Linked DNA regions of Homo sapiens: region 1 is linked to region 2. A link is a loop called in an ENCODE intact Hi-C map of the cell type or tissue named here. Cell type or tissue: testis. All regions are shown on one strand. Links, peaks and the distances in the headings refer to the core of each region. The heading gives the core; the rest is flanking DNA. Region 1 overlaps LARP1 (La ribonucleoprotein 1, translational regulator). Region 2 overlaps LARP1 (La ribonucleoprotein 1, translational regulator).

Region 1 (2,910 bases), core at 128-2,627, 47 kb after region 2:
TGACTGCTACTCATCCTTCCCATTTCTAGAAGACTTCTCTGACCTATACTGAATTGGGTGCCCCTGCTACACTGCCAAAGAATTCCATACTTTGGGATTCCCTACACAACATATTCCATACTGAATTTTGAGTGCATGTGTTTCTTGCAGAGACTTTTTATTATGCACTGCAGTATCCCCTATGTCTGACACATGGTAAGCACTCAAAATGTAATGAATGAATGCCATTAAAAATACGCAATTCATTCTTTCACTAAATGTTCACCAAGCTGCCTATTACATTGTGCCAGGCACTGCTGCAGGTACTGGGAATACAAACGTAATCAGGTATCGAAGTCCCTGACCCAGTGGTGATAAGAGCTAAGAAGAAAAATAGCCAGGTGCCGTGGCTCATGCTTGTAATCCTGGCACTTTGGGAAACCGAGGTGGGAGGACTGCTTGAGCCTAGGAGTTTAAGACCAGCCTGGGCAACATAGTGAGACCCCATTCCTACAAAAAATTAAAAAACTGGCCAGGCGTGGTGACGTGTGCCTGTAGTCTCAGCTACTACTCTGGAGGCTGAGGTGGAAGGATCACTTGAGCCTGGGAGGTTGAGTCTGCAGTGAGCCGTGATTGCACTGCTGCACTGCAGGCTGGATGACAGACTCAGACCCTGCCTTGGGGCGGCGGGGGGCAGTGGGGAGAACTAAGAAGAAAAATGAAGCAGGGTAAGAGGGATGGAGAGAGGGAATCCAAGGTCAGGACTTGCTAGTCTATATAGGGTGGTCTGGGAAGGCATTTCCACCACAGTGATCTGCGGGAAGAGCACTACAGAACATAAGACCCAAAGCAAAGAGTACATGACATGTTTCAGGAAGTGAGGACTGATGCTGGAAGGGAATGAGTGAAGAAGGGGCAAGTGATGAAAGATGAGGTCAGAGGTTAGGTGGACAGAGACCAGATCAAGTGCGGTCTTAGAGAACACTCTAAGGACTCTGAATTTTACTCTGCTAAGAAGTTACCAGAGGGCTTTAAGTAGGAGTGATAGGAGACCAGTTAAGAGGCTGCTGCAAAAATCTACATGAGAAATGATGATGTATGGTCCAGGCCAGCAAGAGACGAGGCGGTACAAGCATTTAGATCTGGACATAGGTTTTTTTTGTTGTTTCTTTTTTTTTTTTTTTGTGATGGAGTCTTGCTCTGTTGCCCAGGCTGGAGAGCAGTGGCATGATCTCGGCTCACTGCAACCTCTGCCTCCCAGGTTCAAGCGATTCTTGTGCCTCAGCTTCCCAAGTAGCTGGGATTACAGGTGTGCACGATGACGCCCAGCTACTTTTTGTATTTTTGGTAGAGACTGGGTTTCACCATGTTGGCTAGGCTGGTCTCAAACTCCTGACTTCAACTGACCCTCCCGCCTCGGCCTCCCAAAGTGCTGGGATTACAGGTGTGAGCCACTACGCCCAGCCAGTTTTTTTTTTTTTTTTTTTTTTTTTGAGACATGGTCTCACTGCATTGCCTAGGCTGGAGTGCAGTGGCTCTTGCTCAATATAGCCTCGACCTCCTGGGCTCAAGCAATCCTTCCACCTCAGCCTCCAGAGTAGCTCAGACCACAGGAATGCACCACCACACCCAGTTAATTTTTTTTTAAAGAGATGGGGTCTCTCACTATGTTGCCCAGGCTGGTCTTGAACTCCTGCGCTCAAGTGATCCTCCCAAAGTGCTGGGATGACTGGTATAAGCCCCCACACCCAACCTGGATGCAGCTTTTTTTTTTTTTTTGAGATGAAGTCTTGCTCTGTCACCCAGGCTGGAGTGCAATGGTGCAATCTCAGCTCACTGCAACCTCTGCCTCCCAGGTTCAAGCGATTCTCCTGCCTCAGCCTCCCGAGTAGCTGGGGATTACAGGCGCATGCCACCACGCCCAGCTAATTTTTGTATGTTTAGTAGAGGCAGGGTTTCACTGTGTTGGCCAGGCTGGTCTTGAACTCCTGACCTCAGGTGATCCACCTGCCTCGGCCTCCCAAAGTGCTGGGATTACAGGCGTGAACCACCGCACCCAGGCAGCTTTTTCTTTTTGAGACAGTCCTGCTCTGTTGCCCAGGCTGGAGTGCAGTGACACACTCATCTTTCACTGCAGCCTTTACCTCCCAAGGCTCAAGTGATCCTCCCACCTCAGCCTCCCCAGGAGCTGGGATTACAGGCACGCACCACCATGCTCGACTAATTTTTGTACTTTTTTTTTTTTGTAAGAGATGGGGTATCCCTATGTTACCCAGACTGGTCTCAAACTTCCAGGCTCAAGCAATCTGCCCACCTTGGCCTCCCACCCAAAGTGCTGGGGTTACAGGCATGAGGCACTGTGCCCGGCCAGGACACAGTGTTTAATTGTCAAAGGATGTACTAGTACATTACATGTGGGGTCACAAAAAGACATTTACTTTTTAGAGACAGGGTCTCACTCTGTCGCCCAGGCTGGAGTACTGTGGCACAATCACAGCTCACTTGCAGCCTTGAACTCCTGGGCTCACATGATCCTACCATCTCGGTCTCCCAAAGTGCTGGGATTACAGGTGTGAGCCACTGCAACCAGCCAGAAAAAAAAAAACAGAGGTGGCAAGGATGATCTTAAGGTCTTTAGTCTGAGCAATTAGAAGGACAGAGTTGCTAAACGTCTCCTGAGTCTCACTTTCCTCATCTGTGAAGTGGGAATAAAAAGAGCATCTGCTGGGCCAGGCGCGGTGGCTAACATCTGTAATCCCAGCACTTTGGGAGGCCGAAGTGGGCAGATCACCTGAGGTCAGGAGTTCGAGACCAACCCGACCAACATGAAGAAACCCCATCTCTAGTAAAAATACAAAAAATTAGCCAGGCGTGGTGGTGCATGGCTGTAATCCCAGCTACTTGGGAGGCTGAGGCAGGAGAATCGCTTGA
Region 2 (2,910 bases), core at 248-2,747:
CAAAAAAGTAACTTCCCCAGGGTCTCATAGCTGGTAACCGATAAAGACAAAATTTAGGTCTACCTGCCCCAAAAGGCCAGGCTTTTATCCAACCTCATTTCTGCTTCCCTTCCAAGAAGGGATCTCTTGCTCAGAAATGTGGAATGTGGCATGCAGTATGCTGCGACGTCTCAGCTCAGAAGGCCCAGATCCTTCTGGGGATCACCTCATTCTCTTCAAGGTCCAGAGGATCCTGAACTAAGACTCAGACCATGCTCCAGACTGGCCTTACCACTAACAAAGGTCTTATAACCCCGAAGACAGACGTTTCCTTCCCATTTTGGGAACCAAAACTGAGTCCTTGTTCCACCCTAATAGGTCTACTTATCACAAAGGTTCTCTGTGACTTGTACCCTGCTCCCCTCCCTTCTCCTCCTCAAGGGTGGAAATGCTTAAGAATAAAAGAAAACAGATTTGTGTTTATATTGAGAGACCTGAGTGGCTCTGCCATTATGTCACTGGATGGCCACGAACCTCAGTTAACCTAATAAGTCCTGTCTGCGTCACCACATAAGGGTTAAATAAGGTCAATGTAAAGTACCTGGCACATAATAAACACTTAATAAATGGCAGTTTTAAAATAATAAATGTGATGATTTGGCTGTGTCTCCACCCAAATCTCGATCTTGAATTGTAGTTCCCATAATCCCCACATGTCGCGGGAGGGACCAGGTGGAGATAATTGCATCATGGGGGCAGTTTCCCCCATCTTGTTCTCGTGATAGTGAGTGAGTTCTCACAAGATCTGACGGTCTTATAAGGGGCTTTTGGGCCGGGCGCGGTGGCTCATGCCTGTACTCCCAGCACTTTGGGAGGCCAAGCAGGTGGATCACAAGGTCAGGAGTTTGAGACCTGCCTGGCCAACATGGTGAAACCCCATCTCTACTAAAAATACAAAAATTAGCCAGGCGTGGTGGTGCGCACCTATAATCTCAGCTACTCAGGAGGCTAATGCAGGAGAATCACTTAAACCCGGGAGGCGGAGGTTGCAGTGAGCCAAGATCGTGCCACTGCACTCTAGCCTGGGTGACAGAGCAAGACTCTGTCTCCAAAAAAAAAAAGGGGGGGTGGGGGGGGGGGGCTTTTACTTCCCTTCACTCTGCACTTCTCCTTGCTGCCACCATGTGAAGAAGGATGTATTTGCTTCCCCTTCTGCCAAGATTTTAAGTTTCCTGAGGCCTCCCTGGCCATGCAGAACTGTGAGTCAATTAAACCTCTTTCCTTTATAAATTACCCAGTCTCAGGTATGTCTTTATTAGCAGAGTGAGAAGAGACTAATACAAAATGTTAAGGGCTAGTCTAATTGTCATTTACTTGCATTTGCCTTTTTGCTAAAAGGTTTGAAGGGAATAAGACAAAGAGACATCTCTACTACATTATAAACTCTCAGAAGGAAAAACTGAGCCTCTTTCCCTTATCTCTAAAGCACCGAGCACAGAGACATCCAATCAGTATCTGCTGAATCAATTAAATCACTCCAACTTCCCTTGATATACCCAGCAGTAATAACCCAGCCCTGCCACTGGATGTCACCGTTGAGGCGCTGCTCCAAGAACATAAGAGACCTGGGCATTAATTTATAAACTGGGGTTGGAATTGGCTTTTTCCAGAAAGAACAAATGTGTGTATCTTGGATACCCATCCTGATCAACTAGTAGTGGCTAACTTGGGCACAGTAGCAAGGAGGATGGTGAGATAGGAGAGAAAGAGCATTATGATGGTACCACAGAAAGGGTAAGCAGGAGCAACCATACAACTATCTCCAACTAGCCTTCATTGGCCACTCACTCTCCATTTTAAAGGTGAAAAAGCAAAGCCCAAATTGTGGGGAGCAGGGAGAGGGGTTCCTGGGCTAGGGGCACAGCTGGACCAGAATCCAAGTATCCTGATTCCTGGTCCAGTTTTCTTTCCAGGACAAGCAGAGTTAGAGAAAGAGTTTCACTTACATCTACTCGGAAGTCTTCAAGACGTCGGAATTTGCCGAGGTATTCTTGCAGTTTGGGGTCAATGTCCAAATTTTTGGCTTTGGAATATTTCAAGAAGGCCCAGAACTTCTCCAGCCCATACAGTTGGCCTGTAGGGAGAGGTACAGAAAAGCTGAGCTGGTGAGGATAAAGAAGCTCAGAGGAGAGAGGGAGGTGTTGTGTAATACACAGAAAGACCCAGGTCCAACTGGGGAAGAGGAGGCCTACATGACCAGGCCTCACTCAGATCCAACTCTGGCTCTTACCAGCTTCATAGTCCTTCACCGTTTCCTCCTGAAAATCCTTGAATATGTCCAGCCGGAACTTCTTTTCCAGGCCATAACTGTAGTATCGAAAAAGGCACTCCAAACCATATCTGTAGAACACAAGTCAGTGAAATCAGGGCAGTTTCTTCATCTGTAAAACGGGAAATGTGCCTGCATAACAGAGGAACTATGAAACAGTTTAAACTACATGTTATTTCTGTATTGAAAAAACAGCATACACGCTTTTAGAATGCTAGTCTAAGTGGGTCCAGCATAAAATGTTCAGAGATTTCCTGCAGTCAAGGAACTCTGTCCCCCTGCCACAGACATTTGTTTACTCCTATTCTTTTATGAAGTATCTATGGTTGCTTTCTGCTACAATAACAGAGTGAACGGAGTTGAGTAATTACGACAAACACCTTATGGCCAACAAAGCCTAAAGTATTTACTGACTCTTTCTAGAAAAAGTTGGCCAATCCCTGGTATAACTCTGCAAAGCCATTTGACCATGCCAATTAGTAGGTTTGTTCATTTATCTGACTCAGAAATTTCACTTCAAGGAACACATGCGGCCAGGCGCTGTGGCTCATGTCTATAATGCAAGCACTTTGGGAGGCCAAGGCACGCAGATCACTTGAGGT

Evidence for each region. Peaks named below come from ENCODE experiments on the same cell type or tissue, not always from the same donor. Only the 100,000 strongest peaks of a DNase experiment are listed, where the experiment ranks them.
Region 1: a loop joins it to region 2, with 2.0 times the contacts of the local background. A loop is called at or near these places in 43 of 110 quality-filtered maps.

Annotation. Positions count from the first base shown.
Region 1 is chr5:154,763,158-154,766,067 of GRCh38, reverse strand. The region is part of intron 1 of LARP1 (La ribonucleoprotein 1, translational regulator); the gene reads right to left. Among named protein-coding and RNA genes, the nearest start is that of LARP1, 9.2 kb to the right of the region's middle. In testis, for the core only: no CTCF peak of the experiment used is centred there; no DNase peak of the experiment used is centred there.
Region 2 is chr5:154,810,716-154,813,625 of GRCh38, reverse strand. It overlaps LARP1 (La ribonucleoprotein 1, translational regulator), which reads right to left. Exons shown (of 19, transcript NM_033551.3): 17 at 2,270-2,379; 18 at 1,986-2,113. Among named protein-coding and RNA genes, the nearest start is that of MIR378H, 17 kb to the left of the region's middle. In testis, for the core only: CTCF peaks have their summits at 1,339 and 1,548 (motif pointing right); a DNase peak (open chromatin) is centred at 1,565; H3K27ac peaks cover 835 bases.